Regions from separate parts of the Homo sapiens genome. Here region 2 is linked to region 1. Evidence: chromatin loops called from intact Hi-C (ENCODE). Cell type or tissue: heart right ventricle. All regions are shown on one strand. Links, peaks and the distances in the headings refer to the core of each region. The heading gives the core; the rest is flanking DNA.

Region 1 (16,386 bases), core at 3,640-11,639:
ATTCCTAGATATAATAGTGAGTATCCAATAAAATGACAAAAAGATAATATCAATGCCTCTTAGGAAGAAGAGGGGAGATATAGCTTGCTCCCCATGACAGTTCAATTGAGAATCCTTTCTTGGCCCAAGTATATTTTTCCTCAATCTATTCTAAACAATCAAAAACGTGTCTAAGAAATATGTATCACAGCAGTACATCAGAGCAGCTTTGCTTCAAAAAGCCTATAGGCTGCCTTGTTTTGGCCTATACCCGTTTGCTTAAATTTTTCAGAAAGGAATAATTCTTTTTGGACATATTTCTATTTAACAATTGCAACATCCCTCCCTTTGGTATCTTTTCAGTTTTCATTTCAAACCATTTATTTGAATCCAGGACTATGAGAACCCCCTGACCATCTTCCTCCAGTCAAAACATTTCCTCAACATCTGCTTTTACTAATTTGCTAAACTTGTCTCCAGCCTCTGAACTTCAAAGAATCATATAAAAATATTTACTGAATTCTTTTAGATGATCCTTTAAGAGGTGAATATTGATTGGACTGAGTCCTTTCTTTCCTAAATCTGCATTTTAGACACATTTTAGAAATGCATTTTAGACACATTTAAATAGTTTTCACATTTAAATAGTTTTCAAACAGACAAAAAGTGGTTTCCTCACATTATGCAACAAAAACTTTAGGTAAAGTAAAATTCTTGTTAATTAGAAAAAGGAATGGACCCATGGAAGAATTCAGGATGTAATGCAAGTAAATATTAGTAGTTAATTATTCTGTTTTTTTTTGTTTTTTTTTTTGGCAGGGTGGTGTTTTGTTTTGTTTTGATGAAAGGATTTAAGGCATGAGCTTTATTTGTTTAATTGCATGTTACTCAGTTTACTGGAAATTCCTGAATGTTTTATAAACTAGAAGGCAGCAGGACATCATAAAGGATATTAATAGTGTATATATCAAAAAAATTCACATTATTTCCCGGGAAAGGAAAGGGTGGCATTGATAACAAAGGCAAGCAGCACTCACCGAATCACAGGCTTTCATTCATTTCCACAGGTAATGCTATGGCAGCTTTCCACTCTGTTTATCTCTGCTGAATGTAAATGCAGTTTAATAAGCATTTTGAGTGTCTACTATATAGAAGGCCATGGATATTAAAAGATGAGAAAGTCATGTTCTCAGCCTTCAAGGGGTTTCTGGTCCAGGCAAATAGATGCAATAAAAGGAATTAAATTTAGGGTGATGAAAAAGTTCTGGAGATGAATAGTGGTGATTGCTGCACAATAGTATGAATGTACTTGAGGCCACTGTACTATGCACCAGAAAATGGTTGAGATGGTAGATTTTATGTTATGTATATTTTATCACACACACAAAAAGAAGGAATTAGAAACTCTCTCCTCTCCTTCTTCTGTCAGAGAAAGATGAATCAAAATAAATCAAGTGGCACCAGCACCATTCCTTGGGCAAGAGAATTAGAAGCCAATGTGTGTGTTTTTCCCATTTGGGATGCTGTCAGGTCTAGGCAGATGGTAAACACTCAAAGGCATCTCAGCACCATCACAGGCTGCGTATTGTTCCTGAAGGACAAAGTCAGAGTCATGCCAGGGGGTAATGTTCTTTCCTGGAAATGTACTGACTACAGTGTCTCTGAGGAAAATTAACTAATGATTTTGAAAAGTGTACCCTCTTTAGAGATGACCCAGTAAAGGCAGCTGCTGGGCTTCAGCTCCCACAGAAGGGCAGGGCCAGCTTCCTGGGCATGAGACCAGTGCAGTCACACAGGATGCCATGCTGAGAAGGGCTCCTGTTTAGGGCTCTGCTGCCACTATCTCAAAATTGTTAATAATTTTTTTAACAAGAGGTTTAACATTATCATTTTACACCAGGCCCAGAAAATTAGGTAGGTAGCAAGTCCTGCAGAGGTGGAAGGACACAGCCCCTTTCTGTCCAGAGCCTTCATGAAGGGCAGAGAAGGGTAATGCTCAGAAGGATGCAGCCTCAGACATTTTGCAACATAGGAGAAGCCAAAAGAAACCCAGAGAGAGAAATCTCCCATGGAAGGGAATAGAGTTGTCTTCTAGACCAAGACACCAAAAAATGGGATTGCATAATGTGTGTGTGTGTGTGTGTGTGTGTGTGTGTGCGTGTCTGTGTGTGTGTGTCTGTGTGGCAGGGTATGAGCCCAGTCAGGGGTACAGGCAGCATCCACATCACTAATTTGAAATGCCTTCCCTTAGGAAGTTCCCAGTTAACTAGAACTTTGACCTCTATAAAACCTTTCTTAGAATACTCAAACCTTCAAAAAAGATCTTATATACTGACATTAAAGTAAGTCATGTGGGTCTGGTGAAGGCTAATGGAGCTTTCCTTCTGAGCTCCGGTGTAGAAAGGCATTGTTGCTGACCTTCCTGTCTACTCACACTCCAGGCCTGCAAGAGGCCTTCTGCAGTAATGGAGACTCCCTAATGTAGGAGGGACCCAAGACGCTCCGAACTTCATGACTCACCCATCCCATGTGACGATTTCCCCATAAGAAGAAGGAAGGACTCTAAGACCCCCAGTGTTGTGTTGACATATAGATTATGGCATTATTATACAGTATAATTATGATTTCTTCTTGTGCTGTTTGAAATTTTTTATCATAGATATTTGTGAATGGCTTATTGAACCCTGTCAACTCACTGGGATATAAAGGTGACTTTTTTTGGCAGTAGCTATTCCTAGATGTCTTATATAAGTAATGCCTTCCTTCATATAATCTTGACCCAGTTCCATAAGTTTTAAGACACTCTGACTTATACAAACAGTACCCTTTCTGTTTCCATGATTTAGTCCTATTTATTTAAAAAACTTCAGTAACACATCTGATTCAAATCTCTTCTCTCTACTCCCACCCCAGCCCCAAGCATACGCAAGAGCTTTGATTTTACTCCTCTGAAGTGGAGGGTTTGACTTCCACACCTCTCCTCTCCTCTTCCTCTACCCACTGTTGCTTGCTACCCTGTCAGGGTGTGGCTGAGGGAGCAAGAAAGGAACAAAAACTACCCTCCTGACTGGGCCGGTCTTGACTGATTTGTTGCAGTCTTGCCTTAGTTTGGTAGTATTAATTGCTGTTTTCACTCATTGTATATACACTCAGGGCAGTTGGTATGGATGGCTGGTTACTCCAACATGGCCCACTGGTAAAAAGCTCACTACCCACATCTGATTTTCCCCAATTCCCTGGCAAAGCAGACATCCCAAAAAGAAATAAAAATGATAGTTACCCTTTTGGAAGGTTGCCCTCCCAACCCTTTTTTTTTTTTAATGGAAATTCTTTCAGGACCTCCTCTTATCCTTGGGGAAAGAAAGCATCTTCTCTCCAAAATGTGAGTGAGGGGATAGACTTTCTTCTTGTGTTGACAGTGTGGAAGGAGGGTGGTTGGTTGTAGAGCTGGTTTCTGTATTTGTTTCCATCTTAAGCCTGAGGAGTGGTAGCTGAACCACCTGTTGGCTTTGCTTTGAACTAAAAATGTGGGATTTAGCCATTATTCTGGTACAATCTGACAGCTTATTTGTTAACACTTGTATTTTCTTTATTAAAAATAAAAAATTATAATAACATATGGCCTATGAAAATATGGTATAGGTATACACAGAGAACACTTTCATAGAACAGCAAAGGGCTACTTCCCCAATCCTACAAAAGGAAGGATCATGAACAATTTGCTAAAGAAGAGAAAGTCTTACCTAAATCATAATCGGAAAGTAGAAATTATCCTACTGGAAATGAAGAGGTAGAGGAAGGTTAATCAACCTTGGCAATATTGACATTTGGGCCAGATAATTCTTTGTTATGGAAGGGTGACATTCTTGGACTCTATGCACTATGTGCCAGTAGCACCCCTCCCCAAGTTATGACAAACAAAAATGTCTGCAGATGTTGCCAACTGTCTCTTCAAGGGACAAAATTGTCCCTGGTTGAAAATCACTGGGGTAGAGTTTTATAGGTAGAGGAAAAAATTGTAACCAAAGGCACCAGGTATGGAACAGCATGATATTTCTGAAAACTACACATAGTTCTATATTACTCAAGTACAAAGTGCAATGCCGGGCATAATGGGAGATAGCAATGACAAATATGGAAGCCTGATAATGGAACATCTGGTCGGGATTGCAGATGTTATGGAATGGCATCCCTATGGTGATGGTAAGTCTCAGAAAGGGAATGACACAGTCAGATTTGAATTTCAGACAGATGGTAAGAGGATATGGGAAGAGTAAGACTTTTGGCAGCTGGACCACTCAGGAGCTATGTCAGAAATCAAGATAGAGATGAGAAAATGCACCTGAACTGGAGGAGTGGAAGGAGGGACAGGGAGGGGCTGAATTGTATGTAGGAAGCCTGGGTGGATGGTCCCACAGCTGAAGAAAAGAGAAGACAGAAGGATGGGCTTTCACCTTCCTTGCTGGGAAGAAAAAAGTTTGGAAGGGTTGAGTTGTGGGTGTCTTCTTGTTGGTTAGTTTAAGAACTTAGCCTATGGAAATCTATTTCATCTTCATAGTTTTCTGAATTTTCCAATTCAGAATTCAAATTTTCTGGGAATTCAAATGACAAAGACACTTAGATTTTGATCCCTATCACCTTAGGTAATTTATTCAACACACAAAGCATCACAAACAACTCAGCTGTGCTTTGTCAAAACAGAATTCCTCATTTCAAATGCCATTGTGACAATACTTGAACATTGGTCAAACTACCAATGAAAAGTTGTCATGGTTTTGATATTATCTCTGGAGGGCAATTAAAAAAAAAAAAACATGGGAGGGCCAACGTACCATAAGGAGAAGGATGTGGGTCCTTTCAAAGAAGCTGATACAAAAGGCTTTGCCCTAGGTTGGCACTTTATCCTAGAGAACATGGCTACAACCTCCCTTTGATACATTACAAATTAATTCCAATGGAAACTGATTTCTGAACAGGAAAATTATGGAACAATGGTATAGATATAAAAGCAAAGCAATGTTGTTGTAGAATAGATGAGCAAACATCATCAGCATTTTTAATGCCCTACACAGGGTGAATCTTTTATAAAGAGATTTGTCTCCTAAATAAACTTCATGGTAAGCAACCCAGAAAGTTAAGTTCCCTTATTAGCCTCTTTTTCTGTTCTTCTCAATGGCCCAGATCTTTTAAAGTGATAAGCAGCAGTTGATAAACAGCAGCTAAGGGAGGACAGGAAATGGGCAGAATTCAGCTCTAGTGACATAAATCTCCACATGCAAATCCCAATCCTGGATATGTGGCTACAACAGTGCCCCCAAATGACACAGAAAAGCATTTGTCTGATTTCTTTATTTAAGTATATTTTTCATGTGTTACCATTATAAACACATAAAAAAGGATTTCATTTCCTACTTGACATATTCATTCCCAATGATTTGCATGTCCAAGTGAAGATCTGAAAACTCTCCAAACAACCCACAATAACATGAGAGGAGGAAGGAAATGAAGAAGGTAGGGGTTGAGGAGGGGTTCGGGGTTAAGAGCAATCTGCATTTCTTTTTATGTTCCGTACTTGTTTAACAGGCTATAATCAATATCACTACTGATTTTGTTCCAGCTAAGTTGCAAGCACAGCTGGTTTCAGCACTAGGAAAACTGACTACCAGATTAAAATATTATGTATAAGTTAATGTAAGAGTGCCTATATTTCTTAGGCATCTCTTAGTTAATGGCATCTGTGTTTCATTCTTGGTTGCCCATTGCAAATTGCTTCACTTTTCTATATAAGATAGTCCTAATCAGTAAAATGGGAATAATGTAGCCAGCACCATTCTGTGAGTATAGGCAGCATCTGATATTAAATTTGACCCCTTTATAAATACCTCTAGAGCAAAGGCAAAGTATGGTCCAAGGACCAGTGGCATCAACCTCATCTGGAAATCTACTAGAAATTCTGAATGACAAGCCCCACATGAGATTTTTGAAATGAATCAGAAATTGCATTTCAACAAGACACTTAAGTAATACTGATGGATCAAGGACCACGCTTTGAGTAGCAGTGCCCTAGAACCATGCTGCTGATCTGCAAAGTGTTCCTAGTCCATTACTAGATGAGTACAGAATTTGGGTGTAAGGAATTAAAACATTTATAGTCATTTGACCTTGTGGTCACATCCAAAGCACATACACAGTGAAGACTCATCTCCTTCGATAGGAATGGACCCGGGGAGGCTTCAGGCCTGATGTGGTCAGTTGGATGTGACACAAGTTGCTATCAGTCATGGACAACAGAACTACACATCGTCATGATGGATTTTTTAAAGGAAATGAAAGAGGGAAAGTAGCCTATCACAGTGTCTGAAAAGCACTACTCTAGAGCATGGGTCAGCAAATTTTTTCTATAAAGGGACAGATAATAAATCTCTTAAGCTCTGTAAGTCATAAGGCCTCTGTCACAACCATTCAGCTTCATCACTGTAAAATGGCAATGGGCCATATGTAAGGAAATGTGCATGACTGTGTTTCAATAAAACTTTACTTATCAAAATAGGTAGAGGGTCAGATTTGGCCCATGTCCTGTGCTGACTCCTAATTTAGAGGACCAGCGTTAGCCAAATACAATGCCACCAGAAGATTATGCTGAATCCACTTGATCCAATACAAACCCTTACCTTTAAGAACTAAGAAGGAGATAACACACCCATCCCCCATCCCCTACTTTTGTCAGTGATTTTCCCTACTTGCAGTGGCCATAGCAGAAACAGAAGCTTCTCTGCTCCTTGTGTTCCTGTAATAGTGGGAAATCAGCCAGGACGAGGCCAAACACACGTGGACAACCCTCAGCTACTATCCTAGCAAAACAAGAGGATGAAAAAGGAAATGTCCATAATGGAGAAGGAAAAAAATTAATTCTCCCTTTTTCTAGTTCAGGGTTCTGCAAACTATGGCCCATAAGTCAAATCCAGCCTGCTGCCTATTTTTGTGAAGAAAGTTTTATTAGAACAAAGCTATACCCATTCATCTATATATCACCCATGGCTACTTTTGAGCTAAAGTGGCAGAGTTGGGTAGCCGCAACTGAGACCTTATGGCCTGCAGAGCCTAAAATATTTATTATTTGGGTCTTTACAGAAAAGTTTGCCACCTCTGCTGTCGTTCCTCATGCCATGACTGGTAGCCCCTTGTTCTAGAGAGCTACCAACAAATGGATAAGATGTAGGTTTCTATGTTACCATTAATAGGACTGTTGCCAACTGCTTCCACTGGAAAAATCTTCCTCTGCTAAACAAACCGACACAGAAAGGGAGGCTTCTTGCTGAGTTTCTCTCAAGTTTCTTAATGGCTTTCAAGTTCCTTTTAAGTAGGTTATTTTACTGTTAAAAACTATATAGACAGAGTTACTTATTTATGAGGCAGTCTATTAGTCATGTAAAGGCAGGAATAACTTGGTGCCTTTTTACATTAAACTCATACAAAGAATATTAAAAGCCTTGACAAGCTAAAAGCTTGGCAGGGCAGACAACATCAACCTTGCATCTAGACCTCTGGAACAGTCCCAAAGTGGGTGAAGGGAGCAGGGAGAACAGTTGCCAAACAAACGGGGTCTCTTTTTTCCCAGAGAATTCAAGACTGTTTTTGTCAAAGCTTCAAAGAATAGAAAGCATATTAAATACATGGAGCAAACTTCAACAAACAAAACCTTCCGGCCTTTGAATTCATTGTAAGTAACACTCCTAACACGGCAAGAAAGTAGGCTGTGACGGTTTGGGTGAAAGCAGAAATCCACAAAAAAAGCTCTGTGTAACATGGTGTTAACAAAACACAGTTGTTTCACTTTAGAGAGTTGGAAAGAAGCAAGTGCTGTATCATTGACCAAATCTTCTGCAGTGGCTCCTTATAAATACTACTAGTGCCACCTTCTGGTCATCTGATTCTATGGCAGGCCTCCTGTCACAAGGCCTCACTTTCCCCAATCCAGCAAATGATGTGTATTGTACAATCATGGACTCCTACAAAAGAGATCTGCAGGGTTCTCTAGAGGTCGTTACAGATTACAGACCGCCCAGACCAAGCTGCACTTTTAAGATTTCATATACTTCAAGACAATGGTTTAGCCTCACTGGAAAAACCACGAACATTTCCACTCCTAATTCTTGGCTCCAAAAGCTTGAGAACTCTCTGTCAGCAAGAGAAATACAACTATGCAACTGAGATTTCACTCCCTCCCAGCTCTCCTCACATCCCCAGAGACAGCCAGGCAAAGGGCAAGTCACTGGAGAAGACAAGAAGTAAGTCACTATTTGGAGCCACTTTCCCCAGACAAGGAGGAAAGGAAGCCCAACACCACTCAGAATTTGGACCATGTTTCTTTAGCCAGGATGCCATGCCCGCCCTGGGAGTATTTTGGGGGCCAAAGAATGGTAGGAAAGCTTGTTGCTCTTCTGTTTTGTAACTCTTGCTGCAGAAATTTGATTAAATAAATAAGCAGAGGAAGCACCCAAAAACTGCTGGGCAAAGCCCTCCTACACAACGCAAGTATACAACCGACCTTATTCCTCCCAGAACAGGACCTCTCTATCCTCCCTGTCTTCAGGTTCAGTCTCACACATTGGATCGACAGAAGAGCAGGACTCAGCTGAGAGGCTTTGAGGAGGAAGACCAGGAAGGGAAGGCTTAAAGCATGACAGGGAGGTACAGCCCAGTGGGAAATACAGAAGGGCCTCAGGGGAAAGGGAGTTTAGCTTTCTCCACCTTGACAGAAATGCAGTCCTAGCCTCCCTGTGCTAAATCCTTTTGCTTCTGATTTGAAAAACATTCAGCTTCCTGAAAAGAAAAAGCTATCAGAGGCCTTTTCTTAATCCATCTTGCACATCCTCAGAGTTGATGTCAACAAGCCACAAAGGGAGTTCCTACCAGTCCTCCCTGGGCTGAGTAATGAGGGCAATGAGACAGGGCTAGTATGGTCCCGGATCCCCAGGGGAGGGAGCGGAAGGATGTTCATGGGGATCCTCTGGGCTCTGTCAGGAAGAGGGAGATCCTCTGAGGAGACAAGGCATTTGTCTCAACGAAAAATGGTTGTACTGGGGGTAAATGTCATACTTAATTAAGCCAACCAATGATAAAGGAAGCAAGCTGCCATCTCTTTGGAGTGTTTGAAAAACAGTATTTGGGCTTAGAAGATATTGTTATGATTTATAATTATAGCTTCAATTTATTGACAGACACTGTTTTCTTAAATCAGATTGGCATTTGTTACCTCTGTTTTACTGATAATGAAACTCAGAAATGTTCAAGGTCAAAGGGAACAGGGAAAAGAAAACCTAGCACTGTCTCCAAAGCCTGTACTCTGTCCACTCTGCTCCATGCCCCCCTTCTTTAGAGCAGGTGGTTTTCTCTCACAATATAAAGTCTAAAAATGAGCACCTGTATTGAGTTGTCTGCATTTCTGGAACAAAGAACCTGAAACATGGATTTCCACACTGGGAGAATTGCAGAAGTGTTCCTGTGGACAACTGACTCCTGACCTGTAAACTCCCAACTGAAACGGACCACGGGCTTAGGAGCTGGCTTTAGCAACAGCTCTTCTTGCAGCCAGAATAAAGCCACAGTAGCTATCCTCTGCCAAGAGTCTTAGTTCAAGCTGCATAGATTGGGTGGGTTATAAACAACAGAAATTTATTTCTTGCAGTTCTGGAAGCTAGAAATCTGAGATCAGGGTGCCAGCATGGTGAAGGGCCTCTTCCAGGTTGCAGACTGCTGACTTCTCATTGTATCCTTACATAGAAGAAACAGGGCAAGAGAGTTACCTGAAGTTCTTTTTATAATGACACTAATCTTGCTCATGAGTGCTGTACTCTCATGACCTAATTACCTCCCAAAGTCCCCATCTCCTAATACACTGCAGGTTACAATTTCAATGTGTAATTTTAGGAGGACACAAATATTCAGCCCATTGTACCAAGTTAGCGGGCTGAAAATGCACTGCTCATCTCAGCCCCACACAGTCATCATCTCATTGCCATCTTTTTCTGTGTCCTTCACTTTTTACCTGGACTTCACTAGGGTGAGAGAAGAGGTCATGATCTATAACAGGTAGTTGTTTTACCCTTGTCCCTGATACACAGTGTTATCAGCCACAGTTTTTCTACAGCAGACACCAGCAGCTCGATGATCCAGACAGATAAGAAACATCTCCACAGTGACCAGAGAAGACTCCAAAGACAGCACAAACACCCAGACAATAACTCATTACCATACACTGGCATCCTTGAGTCTGCCCTCGCTGATACCCATATAGCGCCTTAGGGAGCAGAAAGTGGAGGGGCAAATCCTTGGGAAAAAAAAAAGAAATATCCTTTTCTTGTAAGAAGTTTGAACCTTGAATTTAAATGAATACTTATCTGAAAGACACTTGAGCTAACCCAACAGAGTCTATTTAAAAACCAAAGAGGCCAAGTTATCAAGATACCAAGAACTGACAAGTTTTCGATTGATTTTTTTCTTGCTACTGAATGGAATATGGGATTGAGGACAAAATGAGAGCACTTATAAGAAATAAAGGATACTACCTTTTTATTTTGCATATTTAAGTTGTAATGTATAAATGTTGTCCGATTTTTACGTGTGTGTTTGTACGCATGTTTTATGTGAAATAGCTCCTTTTTGACAAGGTCAATCTGGATTTCAGTAAGGCATTTTTTTTTACGTTTCCCATCATGTCTTTGAGGACAAGATGGAGCAATGCAGGCCAGTTGGTAAAACACTTATGTGAACTCTCGTGCTGCCTATATTTTGTTCCTCTTTGGACACCAAATTTTCAGGGAGACATTAGCAAAGTGGATTTCCTGTAAGAGAATAACTGGTTTAATGAAGAATCTGGTAATCCGATCGAAGAAGGAATGGATATTTTATCTTGGAAAAATGAAGACTCTGGGTGAAGTAGGGTAAAGGGTATGCATCCGTGATAAAGTGGAATGAGTATCTCTGGGAGGCAACCAAGGTTCAAATCATGAATTTTTCTTTACTACAAAATGTCCTCCCCATACACTGTATGTATTATAACTCTATGGTTCTCCACAATATCTACAGGGCAGGTGAGCAGTGCAGGCTGCTGGGAGACACAGAGCCAGAGCTAGAGAAAAGGGGGTAGATAGCAAATGTAGGAAATGTGGGAGAAGAATCAGCAGCCCCAGGGAGGAGTTAATAGTCACAAAGTAAGTCCATATTCCACATATGCTATCTCTGGTGCAAGTCCAAATGGAAGGCAATAGGGTTCTATCACAAAGAAGTACAGAGAATGTGGCTTCAGAATGGTCAAGTGGGGCAGAGATGGTAAGACAGCCAAATCTGGTGCAGGGCTGTATCCAGGGAAATCAGTCCAGGAGATGGTGGCAATGGTCATAAACAGGCCCAACCCCTAGATATGAACCCAGAAGGAACACAGCTGGAAACCAATACCCAGCCATCCTGGTGATAAGGGAGATATCCATATCCCAAACACCGTACTAACAGAGCAAGACAGGGAGAAAGCCCATGAAGAAGGGGATTAGTCTGCCTCAGGGGAAATACAGAAAGCTGCCCCCTTGCTAGGCCTATTGGACCATGGACTTGCCTGAAATTCCAACTTAGTATGATAATTCCCTTGACTTAAATGTAAATGGACCTTAAGTCTTTCTTACCATAATGCCTGTAATCTCAGGAAAAATAGTTTATTAAACCATTTCAATGTATTAACACCTTAATGAGGCTAAGTTCCAGTAGTGGCACTCATTTCCAGTAGTGGCAGCTAGCTGGGATCCAAGTAGATTAGGAATCTGCTTTGTTTAGCTTAGATGACTGGCTGGGAGGGCCAAACGAGGGCATTATGCACTGCCTAGGGCGAGAAGACCTTTGCAGGCAGAGCAGAGCAAAAAGGAGCCCAGACTGCTGAGTGGCCTGAGAATCCTAGGTATCTGGGAGCCAGGACAGGTGGAGGATGAAGCCCAGGAAACAGGAGATTGGTAACAGAAGGGAATGTGTGAGGGCCCTGAAGGCAAACCTCATCTACATGACAGTTCAACTGAGAGCCAGGCCCACCCACTGCTGCTGTATTTCACATCTTTCTGACAACAGCAAAATGCACATGCATTCACTCAGCAAATTTATTCGATCATTTGAAAAATTGTTCTTAACAGAATAGCTGAAAGAAACCACTTGTTCATTCATGAAACATAGTCTCCAAGATTAGACAGCTTTTCTTGAGGTCCTTAAAACTAAAAAGTACACATTTGCCTTTTGCAAAATGCAAGGGCCAAACTCCCTCCACCTATTTTTCATACTCAGGACCCAGAAAGTAACTAGAAAATAAGGGGATGGAGGCAGATATCCAGCAAGCCAAACTAAATGCTCCAAAGTCAGTGTATTAAACATATGCACTGGAATTACATGTAAATCACTCAAGTTTTCCTTATCTTAAAAATATAAAACAACAGGGAAGCCCAGGAATCTCTTCAAATTAGGTATACTGATTGTTTTAAGAAGTAACAGTTATAAGACAAAAATAGAAAATATCATAAACCAAGTAGAAAGCTAACAACCTAGGGTCTTCGGTACAGAAGGAAAGAGCTCTAGTTGTATCAAAATCTTGAGGACATTGGAAGATTAAAGTTCACATTTCAGGCTCAGTTATTTAAAAAAGAATGAGATTAAATGATTGTAGGAATACTTACCTCCATTTAAGCCTAACAACCTTTACTATCTGCATCCCATATTGGTGCCCTTCTAGTAACTGAAATTATTTGGTGTCTTAGATTGTATCCCTGGACGGGCTAGAGTTAATAAAGTTAGGCCGGGGGCGGTGGCTCACGCCTATAATCTCAGCACTTTGGAGGCCGAGGCGGGCAGATCACGAGGTCAGGAAATCGAGACCATCCTGGCTAACACGGTAAAACTCCGTCTCTACTAAAAATACAAAAAAATTAGCCGGGCGTGGTGGGGGGCACCTGTTGTCCCAGCTACTCAAGAGGCTGAGGCAGGAGAATGGCATGAACCCGGGGGGCGGAGCTTGCAGTGAGCCGAGATCGTGCCACTGCACTCCAGCCTCAGTGACAGAGTAAGACTCTGTCTCAAATAAATAAATAAATAAATAAAAATAAAGTTAAACAATTACTTAACCCAAGTCCTGGACTGATGAGAGGCAAATAAGGTGCTATACTCAGAAAAAAAATAAGGAAAGGTTTAATATGCTATGCAAGTTCAGCTATGAATAAGACACAAGTATCTCTCAACAAATATGAAGAAAGAGAGTTTGTTGGCTGGGCGAGGTGGCTCACATCTGTAATCCCAAAACTTTGGGAGGCTGAGGCAGGAAGACTGCTTGAGCTCAGGTGTTCAAGACCAGTCTGAACAAGATGGCAAGACCCTGTTGTTACAAAAAAAAAAAAAAAAAAAAAAAATTAGCCAAGTGTGGTGGTGTGCATCTGTAGTCTCAGCTACTTGGGAGGCTGAGGCTGGAGGATAACTGGAGCCCAGGAGTTCAAGGCTGCAATGAGCCATGTTTGCACCACTACACTCCAGCATGGCTGACAGAGTGAGATCCTGTCTCAAACAATAATAATAATAATAATAATAATAATTTGCTGTAGAAATAATATGGTACAAAAAGATTCCAGAGGAAAAGGACTGGAATCACCAAACTGACCTAACTACAACAATCCCTCACTTTGAAGCCAAGGAGTAGAGTGCAGAGTGTGAGAGCACAGAAGCTCCTGACCAAATCCTGTAGTCAGGACCACTGGGTAAGGGTTTTATTCTAACTCACCTACCAAGACCTGACCCTGACTTAGGTATTTCCCAGAGAGAATGCTATTGTCTGCATGTTTGTATCCCCTCAAAATTCATATGATGAAATGCTAATCCCCAAGACAATGGTATTAGGAGGTAGGGCCTTCTGGAGGGCAATTAGGTCATGATGGCAGTCTTCACAAATGGGATTAATGCCCTTAAAAAATGAACCCAAGGGAGCTCATTTATCCTTCCCACCATGTAAGGATACAGTGAAAGGGAGCGATCTATCAACCAGGAAATGGGCCCATATCCAACACCAAACTTGCTGGCACATTGATCTTGAACTTCCCAGCCTCTAGAACTGTGAGTAATCCATGTTTGTTGTTTATAAGCCAGCTGGTGTAAGGGATTTTGTCCTTTGACTAAGAGAAGTAACACACACAGGTCTGAAAAGAGCTCATTCCACCCACAGTGGGTTCATACCAAAGACACACCAGCTCACAGAACACCATTTGTGAAAGGATTGCTGAGATTCCTAGGACTCAGACAGGGAGGAGACTATTTAGTATACTCTATCTCAATATACATTTTTAGAAAAGCCTGTATGTGGAGAATGTTCAATATATTGGTTTCAAAGGTGTCAACAGGGGAATTTGAAAATGATCAAGTACTGAGAAAGTACATTTTATTGACCAAGCTAGGCTTTTTACAAAATATTTTTCTCAATAAACTATCATGGAAAACAGGAAAATCATGTTTTAAAATAAGATACATTTTGGGACACTTGGTAGACATTGATCTTTCTCATTTCCATTATGCTGTCTTATGCCTTTGATTTTCATCTGAGAACTTATCCCTTGCTCTCTTACAGTCCACTGGATGCTTCAGGTCTCCAGCCCAGCCCCAGGAGAGAAGTCAGTGACCCAGACCTAAGTCAACCAGTGCACAGCATTTCCCCACATCAGAGTCAAGATGAAGAAGTGGGCATGACCTAAATCAGTTCAACCAGAATTAATCCCACAAGTTTTATAGGATCACCTGGAAAAGAGGCAGAGAGTAGTAAGTCTGTAAGGCTAGAACAGCTATAGCAATGCTACTGACCATGGGGAATTTAATCCAGATGAAGCAGAAATGAGAGATGGAGAGAAGAGAGTCCTGGTGATCCCATCTGAGCCCCTCCATCAAACATCCCTACTTGTATTTTTCACTTTCAACTGCCATTAAATACTCCTTTTGCTAAGCCCATTTTGGTTGGTTTTCTGTTACTAACCACTAAAATTACTGGCTATAATGATTTCAGATAAGTCAGATGTTACTATATGGAAATCAATATTTATCAAGCCAATATAAGCGTGTATCAATTAATACTTCTATCCCCAGATTCTATTTTCCTCTTATACTAAACTTCAGGAATTATGAATTCTTCCTGAACGTAAGACTACTATTTTTTGTAGCTGTAACCTAAAGCACATTGGACTATTCCTTCTTGTCTTCTTATAACCCCAAAATAGGAATTATAATTTCTTACTGAAATTTCCCTAAATTTTTTCTCACCAAAATTTAGTTAATTTTTCCCTAAAATTTCTTTACTATATTTCACTGAAATCTACTATGTAGTATTTTCTCTAGATGAAAACTTTCCCTGAAAATTGCAAGAAGTGAAAACATTGGCTTTGAAATGATAGATAATTCATAAACTATTCTTAAGGATTATTCTCAGGAATAATTATTTTGTCTGGCCTACATAACCCTAAATAGTGGTAAAATATACAGTAGTTTAAAACATGGTTAGGGGCCCAATCTAGAACAAAGAAAAACTGCCTGTGAGTAAAACAGTCAAACATGTTTTAGACATGTCTCGCATCCACCAGTGTGAGTCGAGTGCAAAGGGTTACTGTAAACTGACCAGGTATTAGCAGGTCATCTTCAAACCCACATCAACCCACCTCACCTCAGAGCCAGTTCTAGGACCCTCCACGGGTCAGCCTAATTTCCCTTGGCCCAGCCCAAGCTGGCTCTTTCTCTTTGCACAGCAATGCTCACACACCCTGGCCAAAAAAGCTTTCGAAGTATTTCTTTTTGAATGAGCATAAAGTGCCTATTGAGACCAAGAAAGCCTCCTTATTGTGGGGTTGACCTTACCACTGTGTCCACATTCCCCAGAGGTATGGACAGTAGCTACAGCTGAGGAAATGTCATTCAGCAGTTTTTTGCGTATGAAATTTGAGAAATTTGCATGATACATGTGGAGCCAATTGTTCATATCTAAGCATATTAGCTGTTTTTCTCCTGAGAACACAAAAAAGTTATTGAGAGTGAAAAGAAGTCCCATTGGAGGAGGGGAAACCTGAGGGGCCTCCCTGAGTACTATTCACTGCAGGCCTCATTTCATTCCCAATGACTTCTGTGGAAGCCAATTTAAAGAAGGTCACAGGTATTTACCTTTCTTCCCTGTCTGTTTCAATCTGTTTTATAGAGAAGGAGTGAAAATGCCAATGCCAATGCTCATTCTTGAGCCCTTGGTGCATTCGTTCTGCAGATTTTTTTAATACAAGGGTAGACTTTTAAAACAACAAAAGAAAATGTCATTGGAATAGACTTAAGCTTTACTTTGACTTAAGATAGATTTCATTCCTTGGCTTA
Region 2 (16,386 bases), core at 4,398-12,397, 1.2 Mb before region 1:
TTTGTGGCTGAATAGCATTCTATGGTGTATATATGCCAATTTTTTTTGCCCACTAGGTGATTGGTGGGCATTTAGGCTGGTTCCATATTTTTGCAATTGCAAATTGTGCTGCTCTAAACATAGGTTTGCAAGCATCTTTTGCATATAATGGATGTCTTTTGTTTTTATACATTTATTCTTTTTAACAAAAGGCTGTGGTTTTCTCTTCACACTTCTCTTCATAGCATAAGATATCATCAGTGAATCTTTCTGCATTGGAGGAAATTCAATGGTTTGTGAACAAAAGTCTTTGGCCTGTCTTCATCTGGGCAGGAGCATGACGATATGCAAATATCCATTTGAACAGATCTGTGATGCAAAAGAGGGGTAGTGCTAAGTCTTGTACTAAACGGAGCATGACTTGATATAGTTAGGTTTTCTCTCCCCACCTGAATCTCATCTTGAATTGTAATCTACATAATCCTCATCATGTCCATGTGTGAAGGGAGAGACCAGGTGCAGGTAATTGAATCATTGGGATGGTTTCCCCCATGCTGTTCTCGTGATAGTGAGTGAGTTCTAACGAGATCTGAGGTTTTATAAGTGGTTCTTTCCCCCTCGCTCAGCAAGTCTCCTTCCTGCCATCTTGAGAAGAAGGTGTCTTGCTTCTCCTTTATCTCCTGCCGTAATTGTAAGTTTCCTGAGGCCTCCCCAGCCATGCTGAAATGTGAGTCAATTAAACCTCTTTCCTTTATAAATTACCCAGTCTTGGGTATTTCCTTATAGTAATGTGAGGACGGACCGATAGTACAACTCATACAAGTAATCTCAGAAGGGATGAGACCTGAGAAGTGTCAGTGGGGCAGAATATCTGCTTTGTAATCTGAACATTGTAGGGAGGGATGTGATCAAGTGAATTTGTTAAGTGGCAGCATGATGCCCCATTTCTCTATGTCTCCACTATTCATGGCTTGTACCATCTCTGTCAATTGTGTATAGACACTGAAACATTGCATACTACTCTGTAAGCTAAGTTCCCTACCCTGGGTACTTCCAAGCCTATGAACTCATTTGCTAACCAAGAACAAGAGTCGCCCACCTCGAAGTGGTTTTAGAGATGAAATTTATATCATACTGAAGAGGAGTCAGGTGGTTTTAGAATCACTGTTTGGACCTTGAAATAGAAATGCTTATTCATAATTAAGAGCTTTAAAAGAAGCAGCAGCAGCAGCTGAAGACTTTTAAATCTTCTTTCCCAGTCATTCACTATGAAATCTAACTCCATTCCTGGAGCGCAAATTGATGGCATTTAGGACTTTAGTGTTTTCCAGGTATCAATAAATCCCTGCTAGTGTCTCTTAGTTTTTCTAATAGCCAGGAGGACCAGTAATAAAGTACAATAAAAGGTTTTAGTAAAAGAAGTAACATTTCCTCATATCATTAAGATACGTTTTAGGCATTCTTTTAAAATCTATTATTTGAGTAGCCCATATTTTTTACAATTAATTTTTAACCATTTTATTATGAAACGCTACACTACAAATTAATAACTCGTCATAATGCTAAATGATGAGTTAATGAGTGCAGCACACCAGCATGGCACATGTATACATATGTAACTAACCTGCACATTGTGCACATGTACCCTAAACCTTAAAGTATAATAATAATTAAAAAAAAACAAGAAAAAGAAAAAAATAAATAATTTTTAGTGTGCTATAATCATACGAAGGGATATTATATATCAATGACAATAAACAGTTACATGCAACATTATGGACAATTTCACAAAGATAACATGTAGCAAACTAAGCTAGACTTAAAAGAATACATGCTGTATGGTTCCATTTAAATTAAGCCCTAAAAATAATAAAGCTGAACTTTAGTTTTTAGCAACATGATTAGGTGATGAAATTATAAACAAAAGGAAGCAATTATTAGTGAGGTGGGACATGTACTAATGATTGATTAGAGGTTTGAGGGGTATTCTGCTATCTTACCAGTGTCTGATTACATGATACTGTTGGTGATAAAAGGTGACGGATTTGTCACAAACAAGGAGCTATTCATTTTGTTTAACATAATACTTAATCTCACAATCACTAGCTCTGTGTTCACAAGTGCCATATTATTTGTATCAAGGCATTATTAGTGAATAACCTTTGGTTCTAATATTGTAGCAGTTTACACTTTTTCTCCATTCAGTCCATCTCTGTTCACTCATGCTTTCCTTAAGTGGACATTTTTAATATTGGAAGATCCACCATTCCTTTCAAATTATTATTTTTAGTGTGTTCAGGAAATCAATATCAAGTGATAATTACTGCCAAATAGTTCTCTCGTAAATATTTAAATTATTTGATGACTGCCCAGGTAGAGAATAGGGTATTTTATTGTTGTTAAAAGTGAGACACACAGGAGAATATGTTTGGGCAATGGATCATGAGGTCAAGAGATCAAGACCATCCTGGCAAACATGGTGAAACTATGTCTCTACTAAAAATACAAAAATTAGCTGGGTGTGGTGGCGCACGCCTGTAGTCCCAGCTACTCGGGAGGCTGAGGCAGGAGAATCACTTGAACCCAGGAGGCGGAGGTTGCAGTGAGGTGAGATTGTGCCACTGTACTCCAGCCCGGCAACAAAGTGAGACTCCGTCTCAAAAAAAAAAAAAAAAAAAAAAGTAAAAAACAGTTTCAGCATTTGTGCTTAATGCCAAGCTATTCTTTCAGGAATTTCATTTGACATGTTGTTGATAAATCAGTGGTTCTGTTCCTATGAACAATAGCAAACACACCTAATCACTATGTGCTAGTCACTATATGTATGCATATATATATACACACACTAGTTACTATATGTATACATATATATATATATACAAACATATATACACATACAATATATTAACTCAGTTTAGCAAATAATTTATTAGGTGAGTACTATTGTTATCTCCATTTTACAATGGAGGAAAGTGAGGCACAGAGCAATTAAATAACTTAATAATTTAGTGGTAACACATGAACACAGAATCATGGTCTAAATTCTCTTGAAGGACAATTGAGTTTAAGATGCCCACCATTTTAAAATCAAAATACTGAAAAACAAACTGTACTTCTGTTTTTAGAAAATGTTTGAATATCTAATGCTTCCTATTTCACAATTTAGCTCATTTATTCTTGTCTACTCCTGAAGCTATTGCAAAGTTAATTTCTAGCTTTTACATTTTATTCCTAAATAATCTAGCTGTTGTGGTTTTAACAAATACAAAGATTTTTTAAAGTAAAATATATTGAGTACATTTAAGGTATACAACATAATGTGATAAGATACATGTATATATAGCAAAATGATAATTATCATGGAACAAATGAACATATCCATCATCTCACATACTTACCCATCTCCATCCCCCATTGCAAGAGCAGCTATAATCTACTCATTTGCCAACTCTCCTGAATACAAGACATTTTTATTAACTATAGTCCTTATGTTGTATGAAGGATGAACGAGTCGAAAGATCTAATGTACAGACACTTGAAGAAATCCTATGTTCTAATGAATTCAATTAATTAAATTTGTACGATATATAAGACATGACATTTTCATGAATCAAAACAAACAACATGGTCTCTGCCTTCAATGAGCTAATATTCCAGAAGGGAGAAAATTGTAAGAAGCAGGAACCTTGGGAGATAAATTATTATTGTGAAGTCAGATCATAGAAGTAGTTGCTCACAACAATGAATTCAAGTCAGAAAATAAGCAATGAAAGGGGTACAATCTCATGTAATATACATTGTGAATTTTTAACTAAAGAAAGAAAACAAACCTTTCTGTGCTCCACAATGTGGTTCCTTATGCACTACCATCATCATAAATGGCACTGAGAAGAGAGTCAAGGTAACCGCTGAGAATTTTCAGTAAGACTTACCAATGAAGAAGGAAGCAGAAAGACTAGGTATGAAGGCAGCATGAGAAGCCCATTTACTGAGGCACGATTTCAGAGGAGGTTCGTCAGAGGCTATTTTACAAGGTTCTTCATTACATTGGGTGAAGAGCTAAGGGTTAGACAAAGGGGATACTCCCCTACCTGAATGGAGTTGACCCTGGCAGTAAAGTCTGAGGTTGGAAAGCATGGTTTAGGACTCCAGCAAAGGCTGCCTAGGGCACCAGTCAAGCTCTCCTTCTTGAATCCGTCTTTTATCTTCAGACTACAGAAAAGCAGATAGAATAAATGAAGGTTTGTGGTAGAAGACAAACATGTATCAAAAAGCACTAAAGGGGCCAGGGAGTGTGCAAATGCACTAAATCAATTAGAAGTTCCATTCATAGAACCACAAAGAGACAAAAAGACATGATATGGCAGCTATGCCAAACACATAAGTAATAAGAATAATAGAAAAGAATATTATACAAACAGAAAACAAGGAATAATCAATTTGGAAGAAATTTAAGGCAAGGAACAAAAGAAAAAATCTCTATAGTATTTCTGTGTAATTTATCCTGTGGAATATTTTAATAAGATTATGAATTAAACAGGTCAATAAATGAAGAACAAGATAATAAAACAACAGACCGATGTGGTTGGAAACTAAAACTGAAAATAGTTTCATTGTAAGACTAAGGGGAAGAAAAGGAAATCATATATGAAAATTATATGAAGGGCTTGAGTTAATCACCTTATAAGCAGAGAACAAATTCAGAGATTTTTAGTAATCATGAGAAGGTGATAGATATGGAAACAGTCAACGATGACCCTGAGTAAAGATAATTGGTGACCCCTAAGGAAAAAAAATTCATTATAATGAAATGGCAGACAATTTTCCTGGAATAAAGGAAGGACTTAATATCCATTTCAAAGGAGTGCATTCAGTTACAAGAATGATACTACAATGGACACTGAGACATAGCCTGGTTAAGTTACTGAATTTCAAAGGTGTAAAAAACATTCCTTAGATATGCAAGCAGACAAAAAGCAAGTCACTTTTGTGGGTGAAAATTTCAAGCTGACCTCTACAACAATATTGAATTTCAGAAAACAGTAAAGCAATTTGTGTAAAGTGGTTGAGGAAAAGGTAAACCTAGAATGTGATGTTCAGCCAAGTTTTTGCTCAACTACATTACAACCACAAACAGACATTCTCATACATAAACTCAGCTGATCAATTTCCTCTTCTTAGTTGTTTTGCTAATGGGCTCCAATCTCTCACGGAGGTCACTTGTATGTGGGAAGATGCTGCTGTCATTCCCAAATACATAGCAACAGTAGATATAGGATTAGAAACAAGAAATGTTCAGAAAATTATACCACAATGGTTTTTAAAGTGTGGTCCTCTGACCAGAAGAATTAGTATCACCTGGAAACTTGTTACAAAAGTAAAATCTTAGACACCACCATCAAGACGTACTGAATCAGAAACTCAGGGGACGGGGTCCAGATATCTTTATTTTAGTAAGTGTTCCAGGTAATTCTCATGTACACTAAAGTTTAAGAACATTAGTGCTAGTGTATTCCTTTTACAGGTAGATGTTAACACTCAAGGATCAACATCCAAGAAGCGTCTAGACTGCCCAGGATTAGGATTTCAACAGCAGTCCTGAGTCTAGAGGGCCAAATACAACACACACAAACTCTGGGGCCAAGGCTATGTGCTGAGCTGTGTGCTGAGTTATTCCTGCAAGTATTGATCGACTTCCCCTCCTGCCTGTGAATGATTACATGTATTGAATGGAATTGGCCATTTAAAAAACAGCTTGCCATGACCAATTAAGTCCAAAGTCTTTATGAAAAACAACTGAGGAAACAGATGGCATATAAATTTGGAAATAGGTAACATGAGGGTGTAGAAAGAATGACAGAAAATGGCAAACAAGCACAGAATCACATGGGGATTATTATGGCTGTTGGGGCGATTGAAATCAGCCTTGAAATGAGCCAACATTCTGAAAGGAGCCCTTGTTACAGGTGTGATGTAGGCCAGCTGGTCTCCAAAGTCAGGGGTGCTTTCATCTGGGAAATACAAAAGTCAAATACTGCAGGTATGGAAAGAAAATATCGGGACTTTATATCCTTTAAAAATGCATTATTTGAGTGCATGATTTATAAACTACAAATTAGTACATTATAGAATAGATAAATATGCATTGAAAGAAATCCTTAGGGGCTACAAATGCGTGAATTGAAGACATTTCTTGGTGATGAAATCTAGTCAGCAGCGAAATGTATAAAAATATGAGACTATTAAAACCATTTAAATGAAAAGCCAAGGCCAAGTAATTGGGAGCATTATGGTTGCAGAACAGAAAGTGTTGTTTACCTTGAGAAAGAAAATATTTATCATACAACCCACATGGATTGGAATGTGGGAAGAATAATGATGGCTGTATTGCACAACTCCAGAGGGAGACATTCCTATAACATAAAATGTGAATTGTACATCCTAGAGTTACACAACGCAAGAACTTGAGGCAAAAAGGATGTGAGGAGAAGTATGGGAGAAATAAGTCCCTTATCATGTTTCATATCAAGTAGTCAACAAGTATTGTTTAAAAGTGAAACATACAATTGAAAGGAAATGATGGCTCTACACTTAATGATCTTTGTGTTCTTTCAGAAACTTAATATTTATATACTGATATATCGTGTATATGAATAATTGAAGTTTAAACTCCTCGTTGTCATTCAGCTGCTTCTATTAAATTCAAGTAAAAAGAAATTATATTATAGTTAAGAATAGCAAGAATTGTGAAATCTCACTTTTAGATACTTAGGTATCTGTGAGTAACTTTTTGTGGTCTTTCTTATTTTGCTGGAATTTTTAATAATATTTACCAAAAAAATCATTTTTTTTAATAAAAATCCCCCAAACAATGTCCTTTTTAGCACTGTGACCTCTCCTTCTCATGGCCTCTAGTACTCACTTTTACACTGAAGGCAATTTAGATTTATTTTGCCAGTCAGTAACTATTATAAAGCCATGAAGTTAATCTCACACTCAGCTATAAACACTAAGTCTTATTTCCAACACTTTTTCTCCATCTTAAGTTTACAGAACTTCGTATAACAAAAGCAAAATGAGCATTTAAAACGTCGTTGCATCCCTCTAATATTGAAAAAAACAGTTTTATACTCCCCAAATTAAAATTTTTCTGTCAGACCAAGGAAACAATACACACACAGGCATGCACACACACACACATATACATTTTTGACCCAGTGTTTTTGAAAAGAAAATTATAATTGAACTATATGAATAAATGGGGTTTGAATATTTATCAGGGAAAAATGTGAAACAGTAATATACCTTGTTTTAATTCTCAGTTTTTAGTATGTGCCGCACCTCCTTGAGGAAAAAGACTCCATCTCTCTGTTTTACATGAAATGTAAACAAGCTTGATTAGAGGCCCATGCACTGGCTTGATGATGAAAGTACCATATTGGAATGGCTTTCTAGAATATCAAAAAGTAATCTCAGAGCATCAGAATAGAATATTGGGATCTTTGGCCATGCAGCCTAAGGTCCTTACCCATCACTTACATTGGAATTTTGTAGATAAGTATATTGTTCCAATTCAGAAATAAATAAATATTTACTCTAGAAATCTTGGCGGGGGAGGGGGAGTCAGAGAAAGCAGCCCACTGAAGGAAGAGAAAAAAATCAATCAATACATTTATTTTATTATTTGCACTTATTTTATTATTTGCATTAAGGGAATTATGTGTCAATTATAAGTGTGACTCAAAAGTGAAGCCTCGGGATTTACATGCAGTGAACTCTCATATGCAACCAAACCTTTTGCTCACTTAATTGGTTTTAATGTTTCAACAACTATTTATATCATATCTCTTTTTTCAAGATGAGTAAATTGAAGCCTGACCTTCAGAGAGATAACAAAACTTGTCTAGGAACCCAGGGCAGATAGGAGTAGAGGTGGGATTCAAAAATTGGCATGGCATTTTTTAAAGCCCAACCTTAAACTTCTATCTAGTGGTCCCCAACCCCAGCTGCACAATGCAATCTCAGGAGAAACTTTTAACAAATCTTGACGTTTATACCAAACTTACAGAGATTCTGATCTGATTGGTCTGGAATGTGGCTCAGATATTGGCAACTTTTAGAAAGTCTTCCAGGATATCTACTATATAGATGGTTGAGAAGCAGGTCCAATGCCAAGCTATCGCACTCTTTGATGAAAAGTCTTGTAGCTCACCACAGACCCCATTCCTTTACCTTGGATCTAGATGATAAATAGTTTGCCCTGGGTTAGTTTGTCTGTTACAATGAAGACACTGGACATTCCCATTCCTCATGTCAAACATATTTATTACCCTAATAAATTTTAGTACAAGAAATGGTATCATAAGCAAACTTATCAAATTCTAGCTAATGTAAGTTCTGACAGTATTTGCTATAAAGACGGGTCCAGCATCAAAGTAAATCTTTGACTGCTGCCTTATTCCAGGTATTTTCAAGGTAGAGAGAGGGGGTGCTGAAACAATTCTTGTTAGCTTTGCATTTTATTGAGATTTTTATGAAGTTCTAGGTGTAAGCATTTACTCACATCAATAAAGACAATATTAATACAGCTGCAAACTTTTTCACTCAAATAAGAATCAGAGGGAATAAAATAAAGAACATCATTTGCTGGAAACTGAAACTGTTTTGTAGGTTAATTTTTGCCAGAGAAGCCAAACCTGTGGGTAATCAGCTATACCCTCACCAATAGGTGTCACTGCAGTAAAGAATTACTAGGTGAGGTCCTCATGTTGAGGCAGTGAAATCAGATCTAGGTGCTAAAAGTAACTAAAAATTTTTTCTCTTTCTGTGTCTCTCCCCACACACACGCATATACATATACACATATATATATACACTATATAAGTATATAGTATATATACTATGTTTATATACTATATATGTATATATACAATATGTTTATATACTATATATGTATATATACACTTACATATATACACTTACAGTGTATATATACACTTTTTGTATATATATGTGTACATATATATACACTTTTTGTATATATATGTATATATGTGTACATATATACACTTTTTGTATATACACTATATGTATATAGTGTATATATACATATAGTATATACAAATATATACTATATACACTATATAGTATATACAACTATATACTATATACACTATATAGTATATACAACTATATACTATATACACTAGTATATACAAATATATACTATATACACTAGTATATACAAATATATACTATATACACTAGTATATACAAATATATACTATATACACTAGTATATACAAATATATACTATATACGATATTATATATGTAGAGTATATATATGTATATATATACACATATATATAGAGAGAGAGATACACACAAATTGTACAAATTATCTTTTGTTACTTTTCTCCCACTTCCCTCTCTTTCCCCTTGAGTTATTTCTAAAGAGGATATCCTTAGTGTAAAAGAACGGTGGTGAACAAAGGGAATTGGAGGTATAAATAACATACAGGCACCGTTGGACCCGTGCTCTTGGTTTTCATCTGCCATACTGATGATTATTAGTGCTGTTCAATTCTTTTTCATTCTTCAATAATTGTATTTTATTTTGTATGTACTTACTCTGTACTACATGATTTTTTGAAACATATAGACATTGTGGAATGACTAAATCTGACCACTTCACATGTGCATTCTCTCACACAGTTATTGTAATGATAACACTTTAAATGCATTCTTAATATTTCTTTCTTTTTTTTATACTTTAAGTTCTGGGACACATGTGCAGAACGTGTAGGTTTGTTACATAGGTATACACGTGACATGGTGGTTTGCTGCACCCATCAACCTGTCATTTACATTAGGTATTTCTCCTAATGCTATCCCTCCCCTAGCTCCTCACCCCCCAACAGGCCCTGGTGTGTCATGTTCCCCTCCATGTCCATGTGTTCTCATTGTTCAACTCCCACTTATGAGTGAGAGCATGCGGTGTTTGGTTTTCTGTTCCTGTGTTAGTTTGCTGAGAATGATAGTTTCCAGCTTCATCCTTGTCCCTGCAAAAGACATGAACTCATCTTTTTTATGGCTGCATAGTATTCTATGGTGTATATGTGCCACATTTTCTTTACCCAGTCTATCACTGATGGGCATATGGGTTGGTTCCAAGCCTTTGCTGTTGTGAATTGTGCTGCAATAAACATATGTGAGCATTTTGTGGAAGACATTGTGGCAATTCCTCAAGGATCTAGAACCAGAAATACCATTTGGCCCAGCAATCCCATTACGGGGTGTATACCCAGAGGATTATAAATCACTCTTAGTATTTTTAAGAGTACAATATATTGGCTGGGTGCGGCAGCTCACGCTTGTAGTACCAGCACTTTGGGAGCCCAAGGTGGACAAAGCACCTTAAGTCAGGAGTTCAAGACCAGCCTGGCCAACATAGCAAAACCCCATCTGTACTAAAAAAATATAAAAATTAGCTGGGAGTGGTGGCGGGTACTTGTAGTCCAGCTACTCAGGAGGTTGAGGCTGGGAGAATTGCTGAAACCTGGGAGGCAGAGGTTGCAGAGAACCGAGATTGTGCCACTGTACTCCAGCCTGGGAGAGAGAACAGGACTCTGTCTCAAAGAAAAAAAAAAAAAAAGATACAATATATTATTAACTATAGTCACTATGTTGTACAGTAGATCGCTTAAACTTAGTGATGTGAACTCCTTAGGTAAGTAAATTGTGCTATCTGAAAACTGTTAGCACTATAGGCTATGTTTCACCATTTATATTGTAATTTCATCTACTGTTAGGGCTATAACATATGTTCTACGCTTTACATTGCAATTTCATGTACTTTTGGTCTTTCTATTATGGACTTGGCAATACTACATTGTATAATACTATATTGAGGGACTGACATGAGAAGGATGAGTGGAGTTTCTTCATAACATTCACATATATCGCCCATCAATGCTCTGCTTATTGCATGCATTCATATACCCACTAGAAAATAAGACCGACTTTGAGGAAACAAGGCGAGCCTTATCCATCTTTGAATCTACCATTGTGTCTAATAAGGTATTTTCAACTCAACATTTACTGTTTGGGACGCCTTAAACTAATTTAGGAATTGAGTCTGGTGAAAACCAAACTTAAGTCACTTCAAAACAAAAGGAAACAAGGAAGCAGGGCCCACTAGAGCAGAGTAGGCTTTCTTGCCTGGGAATCATTCCACGCACTCATGAATTGGGTTCTTTCTGGGAATGAGTAAAATAGCAACAAATCCAATTTGATCAACTCTGAAAAAGGACGCATATCTCAAGTAAGAATGAAATAAATTGTTTCAGAAAATGTAGAACCCAATATTCACATTGCATTTCTTACAGAGAAGGTGCTCACAAAGCAGAAAGCATAATTTTGAAACTTCGAGAGAGTCAAATTCTGGAATGCAAGGTTTGGACAGAGAAAATCTGAAAGAACAAGAAAGAGAAGCAGAGAAAGTGCCAGCTTGAGATGGATATAGATTATTAAATAAGGTTGTGGCTGTGTTGAGACTTGAGAAGCAGTTAGACATCCTTTGCTAGTTTGGGGAGTCTCAGTGAGAGAAAGGACAGAACCAAAGAGAGAGAGAAGAGAGAAGGAGATGGAGAGAGGGAGAGAGAGAGAGAGAGATGGGGGGAGAGAGAGAGAGAGAGAGAGACAACAAAGAATTAAACTTAAGGAGAATAAAAACAAGAAAAGGGAATGATGATGGGATTGGTACAACAGCACAAAGCCAAGACTAGTTTCCTATTATCTGAGCTAGTGGGTGCCTGGCAACTGGAAAGAACAGGAAATATCTCACAGGCTGAAGAGGAGGAGGAGGTGCTGCAGTGAGCGGCACACATGGCCCACAGAAATGTCAGCCCAGAAGGAGAGGCAATTGTCCCGCTTCCAAACACTGCCAAGGCTTATTCCTTAAGGTTAAGCTTGGAAAAATCACAAAGTTCTGTGGATATGAATCATATTTAGAACATTGTAATGATTTCTTCATCTCTCAACATGTGAACTAGTTGTTTATGGAACTAATTGTTTCTTGGAATTCAAACGTTTTGGTTTCATAACAAATACAATTTGTGGAAATATTTCTCAACGCTTCCAGATCTTATTGGAAACCACGATTAGAAAACAAATATATCTTTGGTCTGATTCCTTCTTTAGAGGGGTAACATATATACTATTTTCAGCAAAACCAACAATATAAATCATCTTGTTGAAATTCTTTGAAGTGCTAAAAAAAAAAATCACGCATCAAAAATAAAAATAGATTAAGCCAGGTGCGGTGGCTCATGCCTGTAATCCCAGCACTTTAGGAGGCCGAGGTGAGTGGATCACTTGAGGCCAGGAATCTGAGACCAGACTGGACAACACGGTCTCTATTAAAAATACAAAAATTAGCTGGGCATGGTGGCAGGCATCTGTAATCCCAGCTACTCTGGAGGCTGAAGCAGAAGAATTGCTTGAACCCCGGAGGCGGAGGTTGCAGTGAGCCAAGATAGTGCCTGGGAGACTCCAGCCTGGGAGACAGAGAGAGACTCCATCTCAAAAAGAAAAAATAAATAAAAATTAAAAATAAAAACAGTTTATACATACACTAAAAAGCGACAAGACAACATGCAGAAATATTTTTTCTTTTTGTTGAGCATAAAAGAAAGGTCCTTTGTATCAAAATATTAGTTAATTTTGTTAATTTGCTGACTGGTACAAATGAGAATGCCCAGGCTTCTCTAAAGGAGATTGAATTAAGAGATGTTTTTCCATCTCAACAGATATATTGAACTTTCAGTTTGCAGATATTTTCTAAGAAAATGAAACAAATAATGTTCATTTGCTTCTGATAGCCTGCTTTGACAGAAAACACGCAGTAAATGATTCTGAAAGAAGTGCCACTCTGAAAAATACTGGCAGTCATATCATTAAAGAAACATCGCTAGACTAATTCAGTCTCCAATTATATTTTACATTAAATGAAGGTAACTCATTATTCATTTGCTGTAAAGTCAGCCCTTTTAATACTTTCAGGTCTTTGGGGCATAGTAGTATTTTCTTAACAAACAAATATTTGCAACTTTGGTAATATACTGAACAGTACCTTACAGTGCCATAGAATCATCAATGTCTACATGTGTACCTATACACATATACATCCAGACAGTTAGCTTAAATGATGAGAATTCTAAACTCACAGATGAACTTCAGGTTATCTATTATTGTGGTCAGATTATTTTTTAGCCATCATACTACTTTTAGAAGAGCATTGGAAAATTCATTCAAAATTGCTGCTTGAGTACAATAGTGAAGGTCTAAATACTGTTGGTAAGGAAAGTGAAAAAGTGAAAAGCAGTTTTTAATTTATAATACATTTGTGCAAAACTGGGAGGAATAACATTACATTTCAATTGAATGAGCTATCAGTCTATTGAACCGTACAAATCTCCTTAATATATTTGGATCCTGTGAAGTTCATTTATGCAAGAAATGTCAAAACCCATTTAAGGGAATGATCAATGAAATGTGACAGCACCATGTAATAAATAAAACAATAGGTATCAATCACAGAATGAAAACAAACACTGAGGCAAGTTATGCAGTTGAATCCTGCCCCTTTTGTTGTATTGCCCTCTTGCCTGTGCCTAGTAGTGTAGATGAACACACATGACCACTACTTAAATTGTTTTTTTACTTTAGAGAGTGATCCATAAATGATATAGATATTAAAATGTGGGGGGGAGGGAGAACAAACAAAACAAAAACAATGCATTTTGGAGTGTCTAGACCTGGATATGAGCCCCTGCTTTACTCCTTATTAAATGTGTGGAACTGGGCAAGTCACATTCTCTCTAAAATGGAGGTAACAGTATTTGACTCTCAGTTGTTACAAGAAAAAAAAAAGTACATATGTGTGCTTGTAACTGAGAATGTTTGTCATGGAAGGTCCATGCAACTGTTGCATAATGTTAACTGGAGAATACACTACTTTTTGTATTTTTTAAGTCATTTATTAGAAAATAAATGTAAAGTATCTAACATGAAAGTTAGATGATTTTAGTGTGTTCTTGTTTTGTTTGTCTTAAAATTATTCATCTTTTCCTAGCCTCCTTGTACTAAATAAGTTGTGTAGCTGATGTTTGATGAGACATATATAAGAACATAAACTATGGGTGTGAGTTGCCTGTGCTCTAACTCTGGCTTTATCTGATTTCAAGCTGTTTGACTCTGAAGGGGTTACCTACCTTGTCGAAGTCTCAATTTTTCATCTATAAAGTACGGATAATGACTCATACAGTCATTGTCAGAATTAAATGTGTTGAGCACATATAAACATGCCTCACACATGTATTCAGTAGATGTTATTATTATCATTCTTAATGATTCCTGGAGAGTACCACAACCAAACTCACAAAGCTCATGCAAACACTAACTACAGCTAGCCAGGCTAGCTGTAGGAGGGTCAAGAAGCAATAAGGCATTTTATGCCATAGTGGATGGCAGGGAAAATTCCTCTAACTTCTATCTCATCAAAGTTCTATTTACAATTGCTTTTATGGAGGAAATCCTCATAAAAGTATATATCCCAGATGTATTTATGAGTGCATTATTTGGTCTCAGGAGTTGAGCAGAAGTACAGTAACTTGAGACTAATTTAGAATTGTTGATTTTGAAAAGTTTCAGATGGAGCCCAAACCTGTCTCTGCATATAAGTTACACAAATGATTCTAATAGAGTCAGCCTTGAAAGCCATTATGTTATTGTGTACCTAGAATATGTTGGTTATGGTAGGTGGTAAAAGATACAAATACAATTAAAACTGTCCATTTCTTCAGAGAATCTATTAGAGAAAGGCAAAACAAATAAATTACACTGCTATTATTGAGACCTGTGAATAAAAAGATTTTTTAAAATTCAGAGAAAAATACAAGTAACTTTTTCTAGAATTTCAGAAAACATTAAATACCTTGTGAATGCTATGGCTAAAGAACAATTTTTCAAACAGATTCTGTGGAAGAGAGGGTGTGCCAAACATATGAACTGCATCTGTAAAGTATGGAGGCAGATGATCTGATGACTTATTAAAGCAATCTCAAGTAATAAAGTATACTGAGAAAGAAGTATGTCTATGTATGTGTAACAGACATTAGTAGTTTATAAACAGATAAGGGACACAGTCATAGAGAAAACTGACTACTGTATGGAATAGATAGTTAATTCACTTAAGGAAAGAATAGAGCTGGAGGCCTAAAGGAAGCTGTTTAAAAGCTTGGAGAATACCCGATTAAGCCCTGACCTAAGATGGCAGCAATGGAAATGATGAAGAGAGAGCAAATTTTAGAGATATCTCAAAGCTAGAAATGGCATGACCTTATGACAATGACAGTGCGATGTTAAAGTAGAAGTTCAGTATTTTTATTAAGGAAGAGGATAAATGATATATAAAATACTGAGAGAACATGAGAGAATCACCAATTTTAGAAATAAGTGTGCATTTACTATCTTAATCATGAGGAGCTTGTTACTAGAATTAGGGCACCTCTTCTCTTTAGCTTTCTCCTGAGGTCCAGAGTAACTTGGGGAAGGCAGAAATAGTTTGGCCTAAAAATATATATAGAAACTTACAGAACACTGCCACATATGGGGCTGGCAAAGTATAATCCACACTGGCCACAGAGAAGTAATCGTTTAGAAATAAATGTATGAGACCAAATGCTATAGAAACTTCATATAACTCCTGCAAATTGTACCCATAGCTGACCCATAAGGCCATGATAATTAACACTGAGCTTTTGAAGATACAGCCCGGTGAGAAAGAGAGAAAAAATAAATAATTTAACATGCACAATGCTGGGAAACTTTAAAAGCATATGTATGTTATTGTTCAGTATTCACCTAAATTAGAGTTACATATTCATTTAGTACTTGCATTTAAAAAGGTCTCATTCAGGTCCAAACCACCGTATTTATATTTTTATATCAGAATAGCTGAGTCTCTCTCAGAAGTTTGCAAAACAAAATAAGCAAGAAAAAATGAGGAAAAATAAAGCCATTCAAGTCAATTTGTTGGTTTAACAAAAGGGAAGATAAGGAAAGGCATCATAAAGCTGTTAAATCATAAAATTTCTTTTACATAAAGATAGAAAAGCTCACTTTGGACCAAGTGTTCCTGTCTATCTACTTCAACGTAATTCTATTTGAATATTAGTGTTTCTTATGACAGAAATGAGAATTCCAAGTCTTCACCTCTTCAACTTTAATTCATTAATAATTCCTAAGTAAACCTGGAAATATTTGGAGACTTGAATTTTGGTCTATTAAACTGTCTGGGAAGGTGACATTTAAAAATATGAATGGATGACTTAAGTAGAACCCT

What was found. Hi-C counts contacts between places; a loop is a spot of excess contacts. Peaks named below come from ENCODE experiments on the same cell type or tissue, not always from the same donor. Only the 100,000 strongest peaks of a DNase experiment are listed, where the experiment ranks them.
Region 2: it touches region 1 in a loop (4-fold over the local background); 11 of 110 quality-filtered maps call a loop at or near these places.

The regions. Positions count from the first base shown.
Region 1 is chr5:118,784,326-118,800,711 of GRCh38, forward strand. No RefSeq gene overlaps it. Among named protein-coding and RNA genes, the nearest start is that of MIR1244-2, 180 kb to the right of the region's middle. RefSeq lists an enhancer at 14,838-16,037. In heart right ventricle, for the core only: CTCF peaks have their summits at 7,906 (motif pointing left) and 8,124; no DNase peak of the experiment used is centred there; H3K4me3 peaks cover 478 bases; H3K27ac peaks cover 602 bases.
Region 2 is chr5:117,582,438-117,598,823 of GRCh38, forward strand. No RefSeq gene overlaps it. Among named protein-coding and RNA genes, the nearest start is that of LINC02147, 140 kb to the right of the region's middle. In heart right ventricle, for the core only: a CTCF peak has its summit at 8,699 (motif pointing right); no DNase peak of the experiment used is centred there.